5 separate regions of the Homo sapiens genome follow, and all the other regions are linked to region 4. Evidence: chromatin contacts called from ENCODE Hi-C or POLR2A ChIA-PET data. All regions are on one chromosome and are shown on one strand. Each heading gives the region's core, a stretch centred on a gene start or an enhancer-like site at or near the end of the contact. The rest is flanking DNA. Distances are from core to core; before and after follow the strand shown. Region 1 holds the start of SEC23A (SEC23 homolog A, COPII component). Region 2 holds the start of NUBPL (NUBP iron-sulfur cluster assembly factor, mitochondrial). Region 3 holds the start of PNN (pinin, desmosome associated protein). Region 4 holds the start of BRMS1L (BRMS1 like transcriptional repressor). Region 5 overlaps AKAP6 (A-kinase anchoring protein 6).

Region 1 (4,711 bases), core at 1,820-4,319, 3.3 Mb before region 4:
CACGCTCTGCTAATTTTTCTATATTTTTGGTACAGATGGGGTTTCACCATATTTTCCAGGGTGGTCTTGAACTCCTGGGCTCAAGGGATCCTCCCCCTTCAGCTTCCCAAACTGCTAGGATTACAGGTGTGAGTCACCACATCTATTTTTTTAGAAAATAAATTTTCTCTTTGTTGTTTGGAAGACTTCTACGAAGGAACAAAAAATCATGAAATATCAATCCTTAAGAGTAGAGCCCAAAAACAAAAAAACAACCCTGAAAGGCTAAAGTTGGGTCCAGTAGATCCTGATCCTGATAGTATATCCAAGGATTAAAGCCATTCATCATTTTTTTTTTTTTTGAAACGGAGTCTCGCTCGGTTGCCCAGGCTGGAGTGCAGTGGCGTGATCTCGGCTCACTGCAACCTTTGCCTCCTGGATTCAAGTGATTCTCCTGCCTCAGCCTCCTGAGTAGCTGGGATTACAGGCGCCTGCCACTGCGCCTGGCTAATTTTTGTATTTTTAGTAGAAATGGGGTGTCAACATCTTGGCCAGGCTGGTCTTGAACTCCTAACCTTGTGATCCACCTGCCTCAGCCTCCCAAAGTGCTGGGATTACAGGTGTGAACCGCTGCGCCTGGACTTAAAGTCATTCATCTTAAAGCACATAAAGACAGATGCAACTGAGTTTGTTATGCATCCTAACATCTATTTCATTGTAATAGGGAATTAAAACCTTTGATCAACTGAAAACAAAGGAATGATGAATTTTTTTTTGTTTTTTTTTTGAGATGGAATCTCGGTCTGTCGCCCAGGCTGGAGTGCAGTGGGGCGATCTCTGCTCACTGCAGGCTCCACCTCCTGGGTTCACGCATTTCTCCTGCCTCAGCCTCCCGAGTAGCTGGCTCTACAGGCGCCCGCAACTATGTCTGGCTAATTTTTTGTATTTTTAGTAGAGACAGGGTTTCACCATGTTAGCCAGGATGGTCTTGATCTCCTGACCTCGTGATCTGCCCACCTCGGCCTCCCAAAGTGCTGGGATTACCGGCGTGAGCCACTGTGCCTGGCCAGGAATGATGAGTTTTTGAAAAGACTTCATTGAGCTGGATGGTAAAGATGCCTTTCTGGGAACCATGAAATGAATGAATCTACCAAAGGTACTATGCTTTGATTTATTCCTCGCTGGATTCCAGGATTTCTGTGGATCTTCTCATCAATGTTGCTATGGTCTGAATATTTGTGTCCTACCAAACTCATAGGTTGAAATCTTAACTGCTAAGGTGATGGTATAGGGAGGTAGGGCCTTTGGGAGGTGAACAGGTCATGAGGGCTGGCCTCTCATGAATGGGATTAGTACCCTTGTAAAAGAGACCCCAGAGAGCTAGCCAGCCCCTTCTGCCATGTGAGAACAAAGAAGGCACCATCTATGAATCAGAAAGCAGGTCCTCACCGGACACCAAATCTGCTGGCATCTTGATCCTGGACTTCTCAGCCTCCAGGACAGTCAGAAATAAATTTCTGTTGTTTATGAGCTACCCAGTTGAGGGCATTTGTGTTAGCAGCCTAAATGGACTAAGATCTTTTTATCCTACTCATTCTTAGATCTTGTCGCTTTTGGTGGGTGTACTTATTCCACCTTTATAACAACACCTCTGCTGTGTGCTGTTAAGAATCTTCATTAAGGTAGCACCTTGAACCTACTTTATTTGGAAGCCTACACTAATTTTTGGCTTTCGATTCCCATTGCCCTCTTCAGGATTGTATTACAATTTGACAAGCAAACATCCTCTTCCACCTTCCAAAACAACTTTAGTACACACATTATAGAAAGGGAAATATGTTTGGTGCTTTTTTTTTTGAGACAGTCTCACTCTGTCACCCAGGCTGGAGTGCAATGGCGTGGTCTCGGCTCACTGCAACCTCCGCCTCCCGGGTTCAAGCAATTCTTCTGCCTCATCCTCCCGAGTAGCTGGGACTACAGGAGCGTGCCACCACACCCGGCTAATTTTTGTATTTTTAGTAGAGACGGTGTTTCACTATGTTGGCCAGGCTGGTCTCGAACTCCTTACCTTGTGATCCGCCTGCCTCCGCCTCCCAAAGTGTTGGGATTACAGGCGTGAGCCACCGCGCCCAGCCTGGTGCTGCTGTCTTATTTCTCATGAATATGAGCTTTCAAGGACAGGGACTTGATCTTTTTTTCCATTCCATAAAATGTTGATATGGCTAAACTTTGCAGGCTTTTAGGCGTTGTCATATATGCAATTAATTCCATGGGCACTTAATTTCATTCCCCTCACTGAAGGAAGGGGTTGTCTGAGACCACCAAGCTCTAATGTCTTACCAATCTGTTGCTTTCTCATTTTGTTCAACTTTTTTCTTGGAAAGAAAAACATTGAACATATCAAGATGAATCAGCCAAATATTGTACTGTGTGTGTGTTTTGGGGGTGGGGGGAGACAGAGTTGAAGTGGCAGAGGCAATGTAGGAGGAAAAGACAGGCTGACTAAAATACATAAATAGTACGTGAATTCTTTCGGGCCAGGGATCTGGGCCTACTTTGCCTGCATCATATTACCAGCATCTCAATTGTGTCTGGCACATAGTAAGTTTCAGTAAACATTTGTTGCACTAAGTGAAAGAATGAACTTTTCACTTTTTTCAGAGATGTGATTTGTGATTCTCGGAATCAACCAGGGTCCTAAGATGTCCTGGAGGCCGTCTCCATTTCTCTCGGTGAGCTAAGGTGTCCGAGTGGCACCAGTTCTCCACTCTTTCTGCGACCTGCAGGGAGTGGGATACGCTGTGGCTTTAGGGAGCTGGGAAAGGCGCTCTCTCCCGGTCCCGCTCTGCCCGGTCCCACGCCCCTCGGCCGTCCGGCTGCCTGGGTCTTCCGGGTTCTTCCGCCCCTCTGGCTCGGTCCCCGCTACCTCTCCTCCCTCCTCCCCTCTCGGTACCTTCGCCCGCCGCGCGCCTTTCTCAAATCCTCCGGTTATTAAGCAAGCTCAGGGGTCCGGTGGCCTGCCCTGGTAACTCTGCGCCCGCCCCTTCCTGCCCCCTTCCTGCCCTCACGCCCCGTCCCCTCCTCTTGACGTGGCAGAGGCGGCGCCAGCCATGTTGGCCGGGCGGAGGTCTTCGCTGAGGCCCGGGGCGGGGTGGCGCCACCCCTGATTGCGGTGCCACGGACTGCTCCTGCTGGGCGGAGAGGACAGATTTTGCAAAGCGGAGGCTGCGACGGGTCCTGCAGGGGGACAGTGAGGAAAGGGCCGCCTCGTCTCCGCTCCTGGGGGACCGCAGGTGCGCAGCGGGGAGCGGGGGCGGGCTGGCGGCGGCGGGCTGGGGGCTGGGATCCTGGGGTGGTCCCGGCTCTGCCCTCTCGGTGCCCCGGGGCCAGCGAGGTGTGCTGGAGGCTGAGGCCCGGTCCGGCGCGGGGAGCGTTGAGTGCTGAGCTTGCCACCCTCTCACCCACTTCGCTCTGCCGGGGCCGGGGGCCCGGCCTCCTCCAGCTCCCCTGGATTAGGTGGAAAGATGTGGAAAACGGTGGTTCGAGCATCTCGCCCAGCACCCACCCCCACCTCCTGGGCCACCCACCTCCACCCAAGTCCATCATCGCCTCTGGGCCCTTGGACTTACTGTTTCATTCCTTGCCAGATATGGAGTGTCCTAGACTTTGAACCCAATTGACTACGTCACCGTAATTCAGCCTTGGAAGTTAAAGGGGTTAAAGGGGAAAAGAGCTTGGTAAAGATAATGCCTTGGGTTTTGATTACAAAGAGTTCAGTTTTCCAGCAGGACCAGCCCTATCTCACTGGGCTTTCTTTCTACGGTAGGTAGTGTTTCCCGATTTGGTGGTAAAGGTACTGCCTGAGGAAGGTCATAGTAAATCTACATCAATCACTGAAGTGGGGATGTGGAATTCTCGTTTTCACTTGAACTCCCTCAACCTCTACCGTCCAAAGCCATGGATAACTAGCCAAATTAACTTGGTTTAAAAAGGTTTTAGATTTAAATATAAATGCATGTTGAGTTTTCCTTCTCTTTCTCCTCTGGTAGTGAATGAACATCATTTCAGAAGTCCAGCTATTTTTTTTTTTTCTGAGACGGAGTCTTGCTTTGTCGCCCAGGCTGGAGTGCAGTGGCGCAATCTCGGCTCACTGCAACCTCCGCCTCCCTGGTTCAAGCGATTCTCCTGCTTCAGCCTCCCGAGTAGCTGGGATTACAGGGGCGAGCTACTATGCCCGGCTAATTTTTGTATCTTTAGTAGAGACGGGGTTTCACCATGTTGGCCAGGCTGGTCTCGAACTCCTGACCTCAGGTGATCCGCCCGCCTCGGCCTCCCAAAGTGCTGGGATCACAGGCATGAGCCACTGCGCCCGGCCAGAGTCCAGCTATTTTTAATTGACTTACAGAATTTTAGAGTTAGATGGGACCTTGTGATTTTCTAGTCCAAGTCTCTTATTTTGCTGATGAGAAAAACAGGATTCAGAGAGGTTAATTGTCCAAGATCATAAGAAGACAATTCATTGAGGATTTTGGAAGTGAAAAGTAGGAGACAAATTTAATTGGCAACTAACAAATACATGTAATTGGAAGGAACTCAAATTTACTTGGCAAGTACATTTTCAATTAGATATGAATAAAAGGGCTTAAAATTAGAATATTGAAAAACTATCATAGGGAAAGTCTTTTTTGTTTTTTTTTTTTTTGAGACGGAGTCTCGCTCTGTCACCCAGGCT
Region 2 (4,523 bases), core at 1-2,500, 4.3 Mb after region 4:
ACAGCCTGGGTGACAGAGCGAGATTCCGTCTCAAAAAAAAAAAAAAAAACAAAAAAAAAAAGTTACTAGATGTTTTAAAAATAACAGCAACCAATTATTGAACACTAGTAAACACTAAGCTAAGTGGTTAGCTTGTGCAATTTGAATAACCATCTTATGAAAGAAGTTATCTCCATTTTACAGTTAAGTGAACTGAAGATTTGCTGTACAATCTGACCACTTTTTCCTGAGTTAAGGGGTGGGAGACCCGGCTAGTACCTACTTTTGTCTAACTCCAAAATCTAAGCGTCTACCCGCTACCAACTCCTGAAACTAAGGAATCACATGTTAGGAACTTCACAAATAAATTTTTAAAACACAAAACTATAATTTCAATAGTGTGCACTTGTCTGTTGGCATAAGTTCTTAATCAGGAATAGAATTAATATCCTATAATACCTGCTGTAGTAGATTTTCCGACTCCACCCTTTCCAGAAGCCACAACTATAACTTGTTTAACACCTTCTATCGGTTTCTGCTTTGGAAGTCCTCGGGACATGATTTGTGTTCTTCTTTGTTTTAGGGTCTCACTCCCGGCGCCAGACAACTTTAAAAAATAATAATAATAAAAAGCCGTTTTAAATAAGCCATCTCCATCATCACACTGTAAAAGCAAAAACAATCTGGGGTTTGCAATTAAGAGGGCTTTCTTTTCTAATTCTGCTCATCTTCACTATGGAGACATTTACCTACTACTACTGATAACAATTGTAAAGACACATTGCTTAAATTGAAATTTTTCTAGCAGGATACGCTGAACGTTTAAAAATGTAAAAACGCTGCCTCTTTACGGAGATAAGGCTTCCACGTGTTTTGCTTTTCTTCAATCTATTTGATAAATAACCCAAAGCCAAGAAAGCAATGTAGAATACCACATCTACGTTCTAACTGTGTTTCAAGTCCCGCCACGCCTCAGCCTGGGCCTGCCTGAAAAGTAGGCACGTCCAGCACACTGGGGGTCTCAGGAACTGAGGCGAGTCTTTGGCAAGAAGCAATGCCAGGGCATCTGCGGCCCTGCAGCCCAGCATCTGTCAGCCCGCTTCCCCCTGCCCTGCAGCACCACGGACCTGGCGCCCACAAACCATCGCTCGGCTTCCCCCAAGCGGGGCAGTGGCCCCGCCACCAGCCCGGAGCGACACCCCACCAAAAAGCAGCAGACGCTGCCAAATCCCCATGACGCGGAACGCTGCTGTGAGCCCTGCTGGGAAACTGTCGCGGGTGGCGCGGAGTGATGACGTCACGGAGCAACGCTCGGCTTTCTCTTCCTAGCAACCGGTCTTCTTTGGGTTTGTTGGCTCAGGAACCCAATCTGCATGATCTTGTTTATAGCCAGCTACAAACATTTTGCAGCGTTTTACTAAACGTTTGTGAAGTGTTGTCATATAAAACATCTCTTATGATACTTACAGAAGTCCCGAGGTAGACAGAAGACTTACCTAGTATACTCTTTTTATGGACAAGAAAACGGAGAAAGTTTAAAGAGACTTGACCCAGCTTAACAAAAGTAGGAAATGGGGGACCTTGAAAATGACCCCAGGATTTCTTACTAAGCAGTATATGGTCATTTAAATACTACCACCGTTAAGGATTTTACCTTTTTATTTTATTTTTTCCCGTGTGATCTACAGTGAGAGTCTGTTTTGCGTTGGTATTCATGGCTTGTGTTGCTGACAGTTCCCTGAAAGAAAGGTCAGGTTGCTTTACCAGCAACCTGGTAAAGAACTTTGCAAGTTCTTCCAGACTTAAGACTCATTTATTTAACAAATATTCGTTGAGCAACTACTATGTACCGAGTACTACAGTAGACTTAAAATATTCAGCATTGAGACCGACATAATTCCTCCACTAAAGGGCTTTATAATCCAGTGCAAAAGACAGAATAAGTTAACAACAAAATTGCGGTATAATATGATAAGTACAGGAGAAAAGCATTGAGGGATACAGGAGAAAGGACAAAGTGATACAAAGAAAGGGCACTCAATTCAATCAGGGGAAGCTTCTAAATTAGGTAATATCTAAGCTGAATGCTGAATCTGAATAATGTGTAGAAGTTAGCTGGGAGAATGGCAAGGAGATTGTTGTAAAGAGGTTAGAAATGGACTGCTAAGGCTAGGCATGGTGGCTCACGCGTGTAATTCCAACACTTTGGGAGGCCAAAGCAAGAGGATTGCTTGAGCCAGGAGTTCAAGGATGCAGTGAGCTATGATTGCACCACTGCACTCCAGCGTGGGCAGCAGAGTGACACCTTGTCAGAAGAAGAAGAAAGAAGGAAGGAGGAAGGAGGAAGAGGAAATTAAAAGGAGAAGAAAGAAGAAGGAAGAAGAAAGAAGAAGAGAGTAGAAGGAAGAAAGATGAAAGAAGAGAGAAAAGCCCCCGCCCGGCCAGCTGCCCCGTCCGGGAGGGACGTGGGGGGCAGCCCCCATCCGGTCAGCCGCCCCGTCCCGGAGGGAGGTGGGGGGCAGACCCCGCCCGGCCGCCACCCCGTCCGGGAGGTGGAGTCACCTCTGCCCGGCCACCCCGTCTGGGAAGTGAGGGGCCCCTCTGCCCAGCCGCCACCCTGTCTAGGAGGTGTACCCAACAGCTCATTGAGAACGGGCCATGATGACGATGGCGGTTTTGTCGAATAGAAAAGGGGGAAATGTGGGGAAAGGAAAGAGAGATCAGATTGTTACTGTGTCTGTGTAGAAAGAAGTAGACATAGGAGACTCCATTTTGTTCTGTACTAAGAAAAATTATTCTGCCTTGGGATGCTGTTAATCTATAACCTTACCCCCAACCCCGTGCTCTCTGAAACATGTGCTGTGTCCACTCAGGGTTAAATGGATTAAGGGCGGTGCAAGATGTGCTTTGTTAAACAGATGCTTGAAGGCAGCATGCTCGTTAAGAGTCATCACCACTCCCTAATCTCAAGTACCCAGGGACACAAACACTGCGGAAGGCCGCAGGGTCCTCTGCCTAGGAAAACCAGAGACCCTTGTTCACATGTTTATCTGCTGACCTTCCCTCCACTATTGTCCTATGACCCTGCCAAATCCCCCGCTCCGAGAAATACCCAAGAATGATCAATAAATACTAAAAAATAAAAATAAAAAAATAAAAAAGATATCAAAAATAAAAATAAAAAAAGAAAGAAGAGAGAAAAGAAGAGAGAACACAAGAGGAGTAGAAAATACATTTCTTTTCTGGATTGTTAAGAACTGTAAATGATCTGTGCAACTTAGGACAAAGTGACTAAAAGAGATGAGGATGGAGTGAAGGTTGGTTAGATGGAGGTTGCCTAAATCAAGAAAGGCTGTATATATCTTGTAAAGAAATTTGGACTTTATCCTAAGGGAACTATAGAAGGATTTTAAGCAGGAAAGTAACATCAGATTTGTGTTTTAGAAATACCACTATGATTACTGGGTTAAAAAAGAAATGGATCAGCGGGGCAAGATCAGAGACAAGGAGACATGAGGTCTCTCTCTTGAAGGCTTGACTTAACATCTCTAAATTTCACTTTGTTATCAATAAAATAGTTAATTCCTACTTCTATGGTTGTTGTGAGGTTGAACTTAAGATAATGCATGTAGAACAGCTGTCACAGAGTTAGTAATTGTTAGCTATTGTGGTAATCATTGGTTGTGTAGAGGTTTATGACATGAGCAACTAGATGAATTCCCTGAGAGAAAACATAAGAGGAGGAGCAAGTGAGAATAATGTTTGTAGAATGGCTGAATCATTACTTTGGTTTACCTTTCCCCAAATTAAAATTTTAGGAGAGTAGTAGAGATGTTTCTTCTCCAAAAAACACTGACACACATATACATATCCATGGCCTCTTTTCAAAAGGGTATTCTCCTTTGGTCCTAAGAATTGCTAAGTCATTTGACCCCATTCCCAAGGTCACTAATTGGACTAAAGACTGATGTACAACCAAAAAATTGACCAATCAGATTAATTCTCCAGAGAGCCTGGAAAATAAAAGTAACAGGTGTTAGTCAATCTTAGTTTGTCTTTGAGCTAATACAGTTGAAATTACTATTTTCTACTATGTGCATGCAGAAGCAGATAAAGCCAATGCAAGAGAGAAGAAGAAAGTAGATCATAAGAGATCATGTTACCATAGAGGAAAGGGAGAAGAGCTGCACTGGTTCATAACTTTTCAGTTCCTGGTTCCAGTTCATAATGAGGTTCAACCGGACTTCCTATCCTTAGGTCCATAAGATATACTTACATCCACCCAATAAATTTACTGTCTTAGTCTAATTTGGATGGGTTTCTGTGTATTTGTAACTATGCTGAGATATATTTTTAAATATGTGTCAATAATTTTCTCCCTATAATTCCTTGTATCTCGCATAGCCCTTCCCCATTTGGACAAATTATATGGAATCATTTTCTGACACAGCAAAATGTCTGACCCAATAAAAATGTCAGAGAAAAGAGGTTGTTTTCTTGGTTTTGAATTTTGGAAGTTGGGACCTTTTAGAAGAATGGAGACA
Region 3 (4,456 bases), core at 1,521-4,020, 3.3 Mb before region 4:
GTTTACAGTTAGGTCTTAAAAGAGCTTTAAGGATTTTTTAAAAAAAACATTAATCTACTACTTTGATAACTTAAATATATGATGCAAAACAAAACTTGGATAAATACCCTTTCAGTAGCAACAGTGGATTCTTGTTTAAATTTTTGAAGGGTACCCATCAACAAGCCAAATATTCGCCGGTTCCTAAAGAACAGAATAAGAAAATTTACTGTCAACAGGATCCATTTCATTTAAACCCATCATTTTCTAAGAAATACTACAGGATGCTTGAACAATCCCTTGATTTTCCTTATAACTGCATTATTTCACTAGAGTTTTTTTCCCCCAGGGAAATACCTTTGCTTTCCCTTTTCATCCATATTTTGATCCTGGATAAGGTCTCTACGTGTGCGCTCTTTGGAGGTAGCTACAACTGAAGACTGCAATGCTGGCTGCAGAAAAAGAAAATCTCAGTAATTTAACTAGCATATGAGTGGTGTGCTTTTAAATGTAGTAAAGTGAAGGTACTACATTCATTTAAGTTCTTTCAATCTCAATACCTTTTTAACATCATCATCCTCCGGGTCGCTTTCCTGGCGTGATTCTCTTCTGGTCCGACGCTCCCCGCCCAGCCTGTCATAGAAAATATTAATTTTTTTGAGACAGGGTTTCACTATACCACCCAGGCTGAAGTGCAGTGGTGCCACCACGGTTCACTGCAGCCTCGACCTCCCAGGCTCAAGTGATCCTCCTGCCTCATCCTCCCAAGCAGCTGGGACTACAGGCGTGAGCCAGCATGCCTGGGTAACTTTTTTGTACTTTTTGTAGGGATGGGATTTCACCATGTATCTAGGCTGTTCTCCAACTCCTGGGCTCAAGTGATCTGCTGGTCTTGGCTTCCCAAAGTGCTGGGATTACAGGGATGAGCCACTGTGCCTGGCCAAAAATTAATTTAAATGACCACTGAGGTATTTATGTAACTGCACACCAAGGGCAAATGCCCTCTCTTCTAGGACTCGTTTCCAGAAGCTTTGTTCTATCAAGTCTCCATCCCATTTTATTCTTTCCTCCAGCAGAGAAAGGATACTACAATGTGTGAACTAACGCCCAAACCAATTTTGCTCTCCTGTATTTTCTAAGTATTTCAAACTGGTTAAGTTTTTCAAGTACAAGTCAGAAAAAATGGTACTAATTGACAATTTTTCCAATTTTACTCTTCACATGACCTTTATTTGGATAAAATTTAGGTTATCATGAGTGCAGAACTGCGTTTTGAGGGAACTGATAGTCAACTGTTCAGTCAAATACCAACAGAACTTGGGGGGGGCAGGGAGTGGCATACCACTCAATTTTAATATTGCTGAAACAGAATTATTGTTAATAAACATTTATATTTGTGTGGTACCTCAGAAACTAAAGAAGCCTTCAGGAATCTTTTTTTAAACCTACCTACTGACTGCCCCTTCAAGGTCTCTCTGTTTGGCTGGGGGTCCTCCTCCACTATCTGAGAATCCACGCCTGAAATTTAAAATGTTCAACATAAAACACTTGAAATACAAGATAAATGGTATTTCCATTTGACAAGAGAATATGGTTAAACTTTCAAAAATCTTTCCAACTAAAGTAGCCTTAAACGGGCATTCATTCCAAAATGCTTTTATAGTGTTACTTTATAAGAATTAAGTTCACTCAAAATTGGTAAACTTAATATATTCTTCAACCTCCAGTTTTTCAGGATAACTATATTTATACAGAAATCTAGTCTATTACAACATTAAACAAAACAAAGACGACAAACACTGGGTTATTGATTTTATCACAGGTTTTGTTCAAACCAACATATTTAGTAAAGTACCAGTAGTTTCAGCATGAGTAAAGTCCAAAGGAAATCTTACCTCAGTAATAAACTACCACGTCCTCTACCTCCACCAGGACCAGAAAGGGCCAGCAATCTGGCTTGGATGGGCCTGTAAAAGATTTACAAATCAGTGCAAAATCATATGTAGACACACACAGTCGCACCCAAATACTTTCAGAGATGTGGATCATAAGGAGAAAAAATCACAAAAGTTCCAAAAAGATAGTTTCAAATAAATCTAAATGTCTGAAACAGGACAGGAAGTACTATTTCATTTAACTTCCTCGTTTCTCCAGGACCTGTGTCACAGAAATTATATTCACCTCGATGCCCCCACACATTAACAAGCCTGGATCAGGTCCCCATCCCGCCATCCCCGAGGAGGCTGCACGTGGACAGGAAGCTGGGGTAAGGCGGCTTGTTGCGTCCCGGCAGGGTCTCGGGGCCAGCAACGGGCCGGGTGTCCGCCGGAGCGGGAAGGGGCTTTGTGCTGCAGTTCCGGGCCTGCAGGGCCGAGAGCGGGAATCAGCAGTCCGGGTCTTCTCACAGGCCAAGAAAGCATGCCGGCGCACCCAGGCCTCGCTCTCCTTCCTCAGGGACCTGAGACCAGCGCTCTACGGAGGGGACCTGGGGCCTCTCCACCTCGGCGACAACAGGGTTTTACCCGCCGCCCCGCGAACAGGCCTCGAGGTTCCAGTCTTCTTAAGGCTGGCCGCCCTCCCCGCCCCCAATTCACCCCGACCTGAGGGCTGCCTCTCCGAGCTCCGAGTTCCGAGTTCCCGTTAGGCCCTTACCTCACGTCATTCGGATCCCGCCCGGTGAGCTTGCGAATGTTCTCATCCACGTTCTTAAGACTCTCTTTGGCCTTTTCCAGCTGTTCCTGCAAAGTTCTCACGGCGACCGCCATCTTCTCCCTGCGGCAGGCTTGAGACTGCTTTACAGGCCGAGCCGGGCTATGCCGCGCCGCCGAGGCGCGAAAGGACTGACAGCCGGGCTCAGCCAATGACGATGAGCGTTGTCTTCCGGCCTCAACCACTCAGCGACCGGAAGGGGGAAGAACCTGCAGCCTTTGTGACTCTGAGCCAATGAAAAGTCAGCCAGGCAGTCATCTCCCTCCCCAGTTAGCTGCGGGTGCCTGGATCCCGCTGCTAGCGCAGAGTCGGGGCGGGTTTCACAATCCCTGAGTTCTCGGAGACTTAGGCTCGCGAGTCTGCAGTTCTGGCAAGGGGAGCGCGGAGTTTTCTAGGCCTTTTAACCTATGATGTAATGTGCCTTACACCGTTTTAACGTGATCACATCAGAGTGGGACTTAGCCAAGCCTCCTTTTCTTCCTTACCCTCACCTTGGTTAATGATTTAATTAGGAAAGGGCGCGGCTATTCTGTTGGTGCGCATGCTCAGAGAGGGGGTGGGCGCGTGCTTTCCTCTATTAGGTTAATTTTTTTTTTTTCACACGGAGTCTCGCTCTGTCGTCCAGGCTGGAGTGCAGTGGCACCATCTCGGCTCACTGCAACCTCCTCCTCCCGGGTTCAAGCGATTCTCCTGCCTCAGCCTCCTGAGTACCTGGGACTACAGGCGCGCGCCAACACGCCTGGCTAATTTTTGTATTATTAGAGACCGGATTCCACCATGTTGGGCAGGCTGGTCTCGAACTCCTGACCTCAGGTGATTCGCCTGCCTCGACCTCCCAGGGTGCTGGGATTACAGGCGTGAGCCACCACGCCCAGCCTGATTAGGTTAAAGTGAGAAGAGGGAAGACAAAAATGAAAACTAGTAAAAGTCATTAGTCATAATGGCTAACGTTTGTTAGGGGTTGATCTTGTTCCCGACCCTCTGTGAAACCGTCTACATGCCTTATTTCTCACAAACTGAAAGTGTGGATAAAATGCCTGTTATTACTGATAAGGAAATTGAGACTGGAGATAATATAACTGTCCTTTGGTCACGCCAGTTGAGAATCAGTCTCTGATTAGACGCTGAGCATCTATACTAGAGAAAAGAAAGCAATGGCGAGACAGACACGCAGTCATGGTTGAGTTAGCCTCTTCACCTGGCCTAGAGCTGGTTAAGACCAGACCTAAGGGAGCGGCCCTGTTGTTAGTGGTGTCTGTGTGTGTTGTCCCGCTTCTGGTTCTGCCCTACCTGCACTGCCAATGTAGGAACTAGTTTTGTTCTATAAATATATATACAAATTGAAGCTCAGAAAACATTTTTTCACAGGCCAGGCACAGTGGCTCACGCCCGTAATCCCAGCACTTAGGGAGGCTGAGGCAGGTGGATCACTTGAGGCCAGGAGTTGGAGACCAGCCTGGCCAACATGGGGAAACCCCGCCTTTACTAAAAATACAAAAATTAGCTGGGAGTGGTGGTGTACGCCTGTAATCCCAGCTACTCGGGAGCCCGGGATGCGGAGGTTGCAGTGAGCCGAGATTGCACCACTGCACTCTAGCCTGTGCGACAGAGTGAGACTCCGTCCCAAACAAACAAAAAAACAAAACACTTTCCCACAGAAACAATGCTTTAAATAATCTCAGCCAGGCATCTATCTTCCTTGTACAAAGAATTAGTGGGCCCAGTGTATTAATTAACTCAAGCTACCACTTTAATCCAGCAATCTTTT
Region 4 (5,030 bases), core at 531-3,030:
CTTTTCTATTTCTGTTGATGCTACCGCCACTCTCCTTGTATCTTGGTTTTTCTCTTACCTTCAATCCTAAACTTGCATTCATCAATCCTGTTTTGTGCTTTCTTTGAAATCACTCACATCTATACTTTCCTGTTCTTTTCCGAGCTCAACTCCTTCTCCCAAGGTTTTCACGCTCTTTTGAATAAGCCCCAAACTCTGGCCCTTGTACTTTTTCTTACATCCCTCTCCCTGCAGGGATACCCACCACCCCAAACCAAATTCTACTCATTCTTCAAGATAATTAAGGTAATCCCACCTTCTTCAGCTAGGCTTTGTGACCACCCAATATTGAAACGATTTCCTCTGCCTCTGAATTCCTACAGCAACATTTAGTTAAGCATTCATTTGGCAATTTAATCAAGTGGTGACTTATGATAGCTTTTTAAGTGAGCCCAGATAATAACTATTTATCCCTCATATTGAGTACTGTCCAGTGCTGCACAAAGAAGTCACTCATAAATATTTTTGGATGGCTGATTTACTGATTGAAATTATATCCTTCCATGGAGATTTGCTTTGCAAGGGAAACATGAAAAGAGGGCATCTGGGTGATACTAGGCTGTCATCAACCTATCATCAATGCTTCCTTTACATGACCAAAATCAGGCCAAGACAAAGAAGTCAGTCTCATCTCCATCATTTGAATCGAAAGAAAATAATCCCGGTAATCACAAATTCCATTTCACTTTAGAATAACCATTCCTAAAAGTTTGCAAAATTTATTTGTAGTGTTAATCTGCCCTCCTCCCCCACCCAAAATAATTTAAAACAGCCCAAAGTTAGAAAAAACTGAAGGGAAGAAAAGACTTGGAGAATTTTCAACGCTGCCAAAACTCAGCCAATTTATAAGCATATGAAGATCCAAAATGAGCCCGAATGTTGGTCCCTTCCTCTCAGTCTTGCAAACTTCAGGGAGCTACTGAACGGGACCGCTCTCAAGTTAGCCCCCGAAAAGACACTGATGTAAAAGTGCTGACCGGCAAGTTGACTTGCAAACTGAGGTTAATTACTAAGCCGACCCTCTGTCCCGGCAACTCACTTGCGCTGAGAAGTGAGGGTTGCAAAGGTGAAAATAGGGAAAGAGGTCGGTGGGCTGGGGAGAGGAGGCATTTCCAGTTTGTCTGCTGCGGGAAGTTGTCCGCCTGGGCTGGTCGCTCCAGAGCACCACCGGGGGCAGGACCACGCCGCGTTTGGGAGCTGGACAAGCCCAGGCCCGCCCCGCCCCGCCGCCGGGACCCATCAGGAGCCAGACAGCGCCCAGCGACCGGTCAGGGTGCAGCCCAGGGCCCAGAGCCAGTCTCCGCCCCTTCCCTCTGTCCCCGCCCCGCTTTCCCAGCAGGACGCAGCCGCCTGGCGTGCGGAGAGCGGCCTGTCGCGCGCTGGGCGCGGGGACTCAGGGTCCCAGCAGTGGGTCGCGCACCTGAGCTATCTCCATCCTCGGAGACCGACGAGCTCTCAGTGTCCTCGTCCTCGGAGCTGCTCCCCTCATTTTCGGCGTAGTCCACCTCCATCTCATCGTGATGGTTGGTCTCCTTCTTATCCCCTCGGGAATGGACTGGCATTTTCCAGCCGCGCCGTCGCTTTCCACTACCGGCGCCCAGCCCGGCCACCGCCGCTTCAATGAAGGGCGCGCGGAACGCCCCAACCCACCCAGCCACCGAGCTTGCTCGCCCCCTTGGCTCCTCCCCGCCCCCGGCCCGGGCCTCACAACCTAACCCGCAGGCTCTGCGATGGGAGCTCTGCCATTGGCGGAGGCCTTCCACCGAGCCAGAGGGCGGGGGCTTGCCCTGCTCTGGTACGATTGGTTGCCCGCAATTACGACGCGGCCTTCCGATGCTTGCCGGGAGTTGTAGTTCGTAGGTCTCAGACCTGCAGGGGCTGCACGCTTCCATCCCTCGGCAGCCCTGATCACTTCTTCCTTCTGGACTTCAAGTCCCACAAGGCACGAAAGCTGACACTCTGGATCGCAGTTTATAAACTAAACAGAAACAGATTGTGCGAATTTAGTCTGTATTTATCTATTTCCCGCCAAGTGATTGTTTGACCTGCCTGACCATCAGAGATGTTACTGTTAGATGTGAAAATGTCTTTTGCCTAAAAGGATCTTTGCCTGCTCATTGAGCCTGGGGAACTGGAGAACCATCTGTTTTACTAAGCACCTTTATTACCTACCATTAATAAACTGTTTTATTTAATTATTAACTATAGACGATAACTTGCACTTTCTGTGTTGTGCAAAAATCTTTAAATTATTCTTGAAACTTTTACAATACAGAAGGTAAGGAAGTTTTATCTTGGCATTTTCAATCTAATATTTTTGGCATTTATTTTTTACCAAATGCAGTCGGAAAATGCCATCAGTCCTGATTTAACTTTAGTTTTCAATGAAAAATACATACTTAACCAGATGTACTTTCTCAAAAAAAGGGTACATAGCTCCCTCTCCCTCTCCCTCGCCCTCGCCCTCGCCCTCGCCCTCTCCACGGTCTCCCTCTCCCTCTCTTTCCACGGTCTCCCACTGATGCCGAGCCGAAGCTGGACTGTACTGCTGCCATCTCGGCTCACTGCAACCTCCCTGCCTGATTCTCCTGCCTCAGCCTGCCGAGTGCCTGCGATTGCAGGCGCGTGCCGCCACGCCTGACTGGTTTTCGTATTTTTTTGGTGGAGACGGTTTCGCTGTGTTGGCCGGGCTGGTCTCCAGCTCCTAACCGCGAATGATCCGCCAGCCCCGACCTCCCGAGGTGCCGGGATTGCAGACGGAGTCTCGTTCACTCAGTGCTCAATGGTGCCCAGGCTGGAGTGCAGTGGCGTGATCTCGGCTCGCTACAACCACCTCCCAGCCGCCTGCCTTGGCCTCCCAAAGAGCCGAGATTGCAGCCTCTGCCCGGCCGCCACCCCGTCTGGGAAGTGAGGAGCGTCTCTGCCTGGCCGCCCATCGTCTGGGATGTGAGGAGCCCCTCTACCTGGCTGCCCAGTCTGGAAAGTGAGGAGCGTCTCTGCCCGGCCGCCATCCCATCTAGGAAGTGAGGAGCGTCTCTGCCTGGCAGCCCATCGTCTGGGATGTGGGGAGCACCTCTGCCCCGCCGCCCCGTCTGGGATGTGAGGAGCGCCTCTGCCCAGCCGCGACCCCGTCTGGGAGGTGAGGAGCGTCTCTGCCCGGCCACCCCGTCTGAGAAGTGAGGAGACCCTCTGCCCGGCAACCGCCCCGTCTGAGAAGTGAGGAGCCCCTCCGCCCGGCAGCCGCCCCGTCTGAGAAGTGAGGAGCCCCTCCGTCCGGCAGCCACCCCGTCTGGGAAGTGAAGAGCGTCTCCGCCCGGCAGCCACCCCGTCCGGGAGGGAGGTGGGGGTCAGCCCCCGCCAGGCCAGCCTCCCGGACGGGAGGGAGGTGGGGGGGTCAGCGCCCCGCCCGGCCAGCCGCCCCTTCCGGGAGGGAGGTGGGGGGGTCAGCGCCCCGCCCGGCCAGCCGCCCCTTCTGGGAGGGAGGTTGGGGGTCAGCCCCCTGCCCGGCCAGCCGCCCCGCCCGGGAGGTGAGGGGCGCCTCTGCCCGGCCGCCCCTACTGGGAAGTGAGGAGCCCCTCTGCCCGGCCACCACCCCGTCTGGGAGGTGTGCCCAACAGCTCATTGAGAACGGGCCAGGATGACAATGGCGGCTTTGTGGAATAGAAAGGCGGGAAAGGTGGGGAAAAGATTGAGAAATCGGATGGTTGCCGTGTCTGTGTAGAAAGAAGTAGACATGGGAGACTTGTCATTTTGTTCTGTACTAAGAAAACTTCTTCTGCCTTGGGATCCTGTTGATCTGTGACCTTACCCCCAACCCTGTGCTCTCTGAAACATGTGCTGTGTCCACTCAGGGTTAAATGGATTAAGGTCGGTGCAAGATGTGCTTTGTTAAACAGATGCTTGAAGGCAGCATGCTCGTTAAGAGTCATCACCACTCCCTAATCTCAGGTACCCAGGGACACAAACACTGCGGAAGGCCGCAGGGTCCTCTGCCTAGGAAAACCAGAGACCTTTGTTCACTTGTTTATCTGCTGACCTTCCCTCCACTATTGTCCTATGACCCTGCCAAATCCCCCTCTGCGAGAAACACCCAAGAATGATCAATAAAAATAAATAAATAAATAAATAAATAAATAAAGGGTACATAGACAAGGAAGCCTCAATAGGTATCATAACTCATTAAGTGACCATTTATCCTCTGTATCAGGTATCTTGGTAAGCCCTTTACATGGGTTTAGTGAGTTTAATTCTCAATTTAATAGCCCTGAGTTAGGTGCCATTGTTATTCCCATTTTACGGATAAGGAAACTTCATTTGCAGACCAATCTTAAAACTATATTTTACCCCTTATAACGACAGGGTTTCTTCTTCTTGAAGTGGCAATTTGCTATTGAAAGATAGTACAGGCCGGCAGGGTGGCTAACGCCTGTAGTCCCCACACTTTAGGAGGCCGAGGCGAGTGGATCACTTGAGGTCAGGAGTTCAAGACCAGCCTGGCCAATATGGTGAAACCCAATCTCCAGAGGCTGAGGTGAGAGAATTGCTTGAACTTGAGAGGTCAAGATTGCAGTGAGCCGACATTGCACCACTGCACTCCAGCCTGGGTGACAGAGTGAGACCCTGTCTCCTGTCTCAAAGAGAAAAAAAAAAAAGTTCATAGAATATTGTGGATTGTATAGCATTGCATTCTCAAAGACAAGGTCCAAAAATATGCAGTTAAATTTGCAATTTTATTTAATTATCTATCTATTTAGAGACAAGATCTCGTTCTATCGCCCAAGCTGGAGTGCAATAGCAACCTCAAACTTCTGGGCACAAGCGATCATCTCGCCTCAGCCTTCCAAACACCTGAGACCACAGGCACATGCCACCATGCCCAGCTAATATTTTCGTTTTTTTTTAGTGACAGGGTCTAGCCCAGGCTGGTCTCGAACTCTAGTCTCAAGCAATCTGTCCACCTAAGCCTCCCAAAAGCACTGAGATTCCCAGAT
Region 5 (4,662 bases), core at 1,831-4,330, 3.5 Mb after region 4:
GGGATAAGTATATCAGCTGTTGTATTTAATCCAAATGGGTTACATACATTTCAAATCTGTCTTCTATAATTATGGAGTAAGGGTTTTTCTTCCTATAAAGACTTTTACGTGTGAGGAGAAGTTCACTGACAATTAGCTAATGCTTGGTCTATTTCTAGAAGTGCTAAAAATGACCTTATGGAACCGCCTTTGCAAAATTATGACAGACAGTGAAAGAGATCTAACTTAACTGACTGCACCTTGCTTCTAATCTCCAAGCTGTCCTTGTTGATTCCTGGGCATAGGCTGAACTAACTTCGGGAGAAACTTAGTTTACAGTTTAAACAAAGACAGTAACAGCCCTTTCCCAAAGCAGACCTCCTTCTTGCCTGGGGACTAGATTGCCTTTGTAGGACTCACATTAGCCAGAAGATTAAAAATTATGGTTTAGGAGTCATGCAGCTGGAGGCTACAAGATTCCGACCCTCCCTAAACTGCACCTAAGATCAGTGCTTGAGATATTTTGCAGCCCCTGCACTTGATGGATCAGCTGGCACCACCCAGATCAATAAACTGGCTCATCTGATCTTCTGGACCCCCACCCAGGAAATGATTCAGCACAAGAAGACAGCTCTAACTCCCTATGATTTCATCTCTGACCAATCGGCTCTCCTGGAACACTGGCTTCCCCCACCCACCAAGTTATCCTTAAAAACTCTGCTCCCCAAATGCTCAGGGAGACTGATTTGAGTAATAATAAAACCCTGGTCTCCCGCACAGCTGGCTCTGTGTGAATTACTCTTTTTCTATTACAGTTCCCCTGTCCTGATGAATCGGCTCTGTCTAGGCAGCAGGCAAGGTGAATCCCTTAGGCAGTTACACTTATACCCCACCCCCCCAAAAAAGCCATAAATTTTGAAATGAAATTTATATTATAAAGAGCTAGAACCGTCAGACTCTGAAACATCAAAAATTCTCTCAAAATTTCTACCAAGGATTGTGTCTGACATCATCTTTTCCTAAAACAAGCAACAATTAGCAATAGTACTTCAACCACTCACTTAATTTCCCCCAATCATTCTCAGTATTCTCAAAAGAAAGTTTCCAAAACTACCCAAATCCCATAATGCTCGCTCGCTCTCTTTCTTTTTCTCTCTCCTCTCTCTCTCAGACACACAAGCACATGTGAATACACACACACACACACACACACACACACACACACAGAGCAACAAAAAGATGTAGAGGTAAAACTGAATATACCATTCATTCTTCCAAGGTAATGTTATTTTGCTTGTGGGGTTCCTAATTCCTCCTACTAGTGTTTTCAGAAAAATTCTTGCCAATTAATAATTTAATGCTTGATTCCAAAAATCTGAATCTTGCCAGTTCCTCTACTTTGTCTCTAGCTTCCAAAAATTAAAAAAAAAAAAGTGATCTTAAAGAATTATATTGCTATAAAGAAGCTTTACTCTGTTAAAAAATATATAACTATTTTCAGAGTTCATTGTTATGGCCATTTGATTTGGATGACTAGTACTTCTTACCCATTACAAACACTACGTCTGACCCATTAAATTGACACTGGTCCAAGTTTCACTAAACTAAAACATCCCCTCCTCGGCCTGCTAATGGTGTATTTCTTTATAAAAAATCTTAACTAGTGACTCAGAACTCCTTTACAAAGAGTCACAGAAGCCACAAAAAAAAAATGCATCACAAGTAAAAGAAAAAAATGTTACATTAATAAATACTTAGTATTTACAAAGTGGTTACAATTTTGATTTGCATAACAAGTCTTCCCCAGTTCCCAACCTGTTAGCCACTCCTTCCTCAAGCTAGCCTCCTCAGGACCATGTGCATCCTTCTGTACAGCAGTTTATTTGTTCATCTCCTCTGTGAGGCCCTGACCCTTGTAGGAGCATTCTATATCCCCAGGGCACAGTACAATTAAGGAATAAAGTAGGTACTTATAAATATGTGTAGGGAAAAAAAAAGAGAAGGAAGGAGAGAAGGGAGGAAGAGGGAGAAGGAGAGAAGAAAGAAAAGAGAAGTAGAGAGAGAAAGAGAAATAGGAGTGAAAGAGTACTAATCTGCATATCTTGCAGATGAGGAAACCACCCTTCAAATCAGGTAAGTGGCTTCCCTAAGGAGCTTCCACTCCACCCCACTACACCTGGAATCTTTGACTCCAAGCTACACCTTAGTTCCTTCTAGTCTCCACATTTGAGGTACCCTGCCTCTTTCTAACTTCCTCTTATGAGATCATTCTTCAAAAAACAACAGTTAATCCCACCTTTTCATGAAGCTTTTCTCACCTATTTCAACTCCCCATGATTTTTCCCTCTACTGCAGACCAATGTCACCAATTTTTATAGAATCATTTTATTTTATTTAGAAACAGGGTCTTGCTCTGTCACCCAGGCTGGAGTGCAATGATCGTAACTCTGCAGCCTCAAACTTCTGGGCTCAAGCAATCCCCCAGCTTCAGCCTGCTGAGTAGCTAGGACTACGGATGAGCACCCCCACGCCCAGCTAATTCTTTTGGTTTTTGGTTTTGTTTTGTTTTGTTTTTGTTTTGTAGAGATGGAGGTCTCACTATGTTGCCCAGGCTAGTCTTGAACTCTTGGCCTCAAGTGATCCTCCTACCTTGGCCTCCCAAACATACAAACATGTTAACACTTAAATAAAAACAAATAGTAGTCTTCATGTGTACATTTTATGTATTTACCTATCCTTTTCTCAGAAAGATTTTAAGGTGACTTTTGACATATGTGTGTTCTAGCTCTATAAAATGCATGTATATTCACTAGGGGTTGGGGTTATGGTGCATATGTCTTACTTATGATGTTTTATCAGTCACAGAAAACAAGACAAGAATTTATTTTTAGGACTTAGTTACTTTTCCTGTTTCTGAAGTTCTCTTGCCACAGTTTAATATACACTCCTCTACTTCTCAGTACTACTATTTAAACTAACAAATAACATCCCTCAAAAGAAATCAGCCTGAGTGAGTTTAAAAAGGATGATCTGTTCACTCAGTTCTGCACCTTCAGGAATCTACTGAAATTAAAACCAAGAGTCATAATGAGTCACTCCTCTTCCTCTTACACAAGGAAAGAGCAATCATGAATGGAATACACAACGAATAAGGCAGGTCCCTCCAGTACTAAAATCTGCCCAAGTCTTTTCATGCCAGCAAAACTAAAAAATTCTAACCCCAAAAAGATCTTTAATCATTTTCTCATTTTTTTCCATTTTCAGAGCCTTCATAACAGTAATGTTTTCAGCTTTAAGAGAACTTACCACCACTCCATTGTTTACAGTGTAGTAAAAGATTTATCTTATGCAAGTTGCTCAGTCTTTCTTCCATTTCACCAGCACTAATACAGCCACTGGTTTCTTCCCTGATCAATTAATAAGTTGTTAACGGCAAAGCCTCAGAACCGTGCAATAAAAGACACTGCAGAGCTCTGCTAATGGTCACATATCAGGAACAACAGTTCTGGTTTGTAGGGAATCAAACTCCCTCATTATTTGTGTTCACTTCTGGTAATTAAGCATTTAAACAGCACTTGACATTCAGCAACCATTTTTATAAGCATTCCTCTTAAGAACCTAGAACACCATCAATTCGATAGCACTGTCTTTGTAAGGCACAAACTGATGGTGGCTAAGGACCAAGAAAGCTTCTCCCTTCTGTGTGAAGGTGATGCTACTCCCCTTAGGGAAACCACTAAGCTTCTTTTCCAACAGCAGTTTCTGGTTTGTGCTAATTTGTGGACAGTCTTTCTGGTCTCCTCTTGACAGATGGCAGGTGTTTCAGAACTTTGACCCTGTCCTGAAAATGCCAAGCATCATATGGCCAAAGTGGAACACAACATACTGACTTAGAAATAATGGTCATGTAATGACCCCATGTTAAGCTGCTCTAGGAGGTTATAATTTTTTGTTTGTTTGTTTTTGAGATGGAGTTTCGCTCTTTTCGCCCAGGCTGGAGTGCAATGGCGCGGTCTCAGCTCACTGCAACCTCCACCTCCTGGGGTCAAGCAATTTTCCTGCCTCAACCTCCTGAGTAGCTGGGATTACAGGCTTCCACCAACATGCCCGGCTAATTTTTGTATTTTTAGTAGAGATGTGGTTTCACCATGCTGGCCAGGCTGGTCTCAAACTCCTGACCTCAGGTGATCCACCCACCTCGGCCTCCCAAGGAGGTTATGATTTAAAGGGAACTTACACATTTTGTTTTGTTTAAATCATGGAGAACAATGAAAAGAACTATTATTTATATTTGGAGCAAGCCAACCACTAAAGGAATAAACTCAGTGCTTAAAATGGATTGTTTTCTCCCTCACCTGTTGAGGAAAAGATTCTTTAAATGAATTTAATAAATGTACTGTGCACTAACCACAAGCCAGCACTTGGAAGAAAACAGTGACCCAGGATCAAAAGGATGATCACTGTGAATAAGTTGTGTCAGGCTAACTTCCTCCTACTTCTTTGTTTTTAACAAGTTTGCCAAATTAACGGTTTAGAAAATGTAATCCATATGTATACCTATCTAAATTTCATCAAATATTTTAACTATGTTGATTGAGATGTGGACAAGATAATGGACAACAGGAAATCTGTAACACATCTAATGACTTTGTCTAACAGTTACCGGTTTCTGGGTCTTTATCA

The links. A loop is a pair of places that touch in the nucleus more often than their neighbours do. ChIA-PET counts read pairs that join two places held with the same protein, here RNA polymerase II (POLR2A). Pooled maps may share reads with other maps.
Region 1: a loop to region 4 is called in a map of naive thymus-derived CD4-positive, alpha-beta T cell, with 14 times the contacts of the local background. The contact joins the promoter of SEC23A here to the promoter of BRMS1L in region 4. A Hi-C loop is called at or near these places in 2 of 168 maps with a recorded cell type or tissue (CD4-positive, alpha-beta T cell and naive thymus-derived CD4-positive, alpha-beta T cell) and 8 of 50 pooled maps. POLR2A ChIA-PET finds 5 or more read pairs at or near these places in 2 of 52 experiments (B cell and HepG2).
Region 2: a map of CD4-positive, alpha-beta T cell shows a loop between it and region 4 (6-fold over the local background). The contact joins the promoter of NUBPL here to the promoter of BRMS1L in region 4. A Hi-C loop is called at or near these places in 2 of 168 maps with a recorded cell type or tissue (CD4-positive, alpha-beta T cell and naive thymus-derived CD4-positive, alpha-beta T cell) and 11 of 50 pooled maps.
Region 3: a pooled map shows a loop between it and region 4 (12-fold over the local background). The contact joins the promoter of PNN here to the promoter of BRMS1L in region 4. A Hi-C loop is called at or near these places in 1 of 168 maps with a recorded cell type or tissue (CD8-positive, alpha-beta T cell), 1 of 37 single-sample maps with no recorded cell type and 13 of 50 pooled maps. POLR2A ChIA-PET finds 5 or more read pairs at or near these places in 4 of 52 experiments (HepG2, RWPE1, T-cell and 1 more).
Region 5: POLR2A ChIA-PET joins it to region 4 with 13 read pairs in Caco-2. The contact joins the enhancer-like site here to the promoter of BRMS1L in region 4. POLR2A ChIA-PET finds 5 or more read pairs at or near these places in 2 of 52 experiments (Caco-2 and activated T-cell).

The regions. Positions count from the first base shown.
Region 1 is chr14:39,101,593-39,106,303 of GRCh38, reverse strand. SEC23A (SEC23 homolog A, COPII component) reads left to right here and starts at 3,069. Exons shown (of 20, transcript NM_006364.4): 1 at 3,069-3,272. It overlaps SEC23A-AS1 (SEC23A antisense RNA 1), which reads right to left and starts at 3,164. Exons shown (of 2, transcript NR_146545.1): 1 at 2,933-3,164; 2 at 2,492-2,759. RefSeq lists silencers at 2,854-3,083, 3,244-3,363, 3,384-3,463.
Region 2 is chr14:31,558,131-31,562,653 of GRCh38, reverse strand. NUBPL (NUBP iron-sulfur cluster assembly factor, mitochondrial) reads right to left here and starts at 1,250. Exons shown (of 11, transcript NM_025152.3): 1 at 1,107-1,250; 2 at 439-586. The coding sequence starts at 1,214. NUBPL-DT (NUBPL divergent transcript) reads left to right here and starts at 1,323. Exons shown (of 3, transcript XR_943720.2): 1 at 1,323-1,543. RefSeq lists enhancers at 526-1,081, 1,008-1,407.
Region 3 is chr14:39,173,568-39,178,023 of GRCh38, reverse strand. It overlaps PNN (pinin, desmosome associated protein), which reads right to left and starts at 2,770. Exons shown (of 9, transcript NM_002687.4): 1 at 2,632-2,770; 2 at 1,875-1,946; 3 at 1,429-1,497; 4 at 540-612; 5 at 337-431; 6 at 108-183. The coding sequence starts at 2,744. It overlaps PNN-AS1 (PNN antisense RNA 1), which reads left to right and starts at 2,144. Exons shown (of 2, transcript NR_186208.1): 1 at 2,144-2,245; 2 at 2,712-3,149. RefSeq lists enhancers at 201-701, 2,553-2,762, 1,881-3,080, 3,243-3,382 and a silencer at 2,923-3,042.
Region 4 is chr14:35,823,088-35,828,117 of GRCh38, reverse strand. It overlaps BRMS1L (BRMS1 like transcriptional repressor), which reads right to left and starts at 1,780. Exons shown (of 10, transcript NM_032352.4): 1 at 1,460-1,780. The coding sequence starts at 1,601. RefSeq lists silencers at 1,220-1,389, 1,640-1,739.
Region 5 is chr14:32,369,314-32,373,975 of GRCh38, reverse strand. All of the region lies in intron 1 of AKAP6 (A-kinase anchoring protein 6), which reads right to left. Among named protein-coding and RNA genes, the nearest start is that of AKAP6, 42 kb to the right of the region's middle. Within about 2 kb of position 3,080, at least 2 of the 41 ENCODE cell types and tissues checked have a DNase peak (open chromatin) inside an H3K27ac peak, as active enhancers do.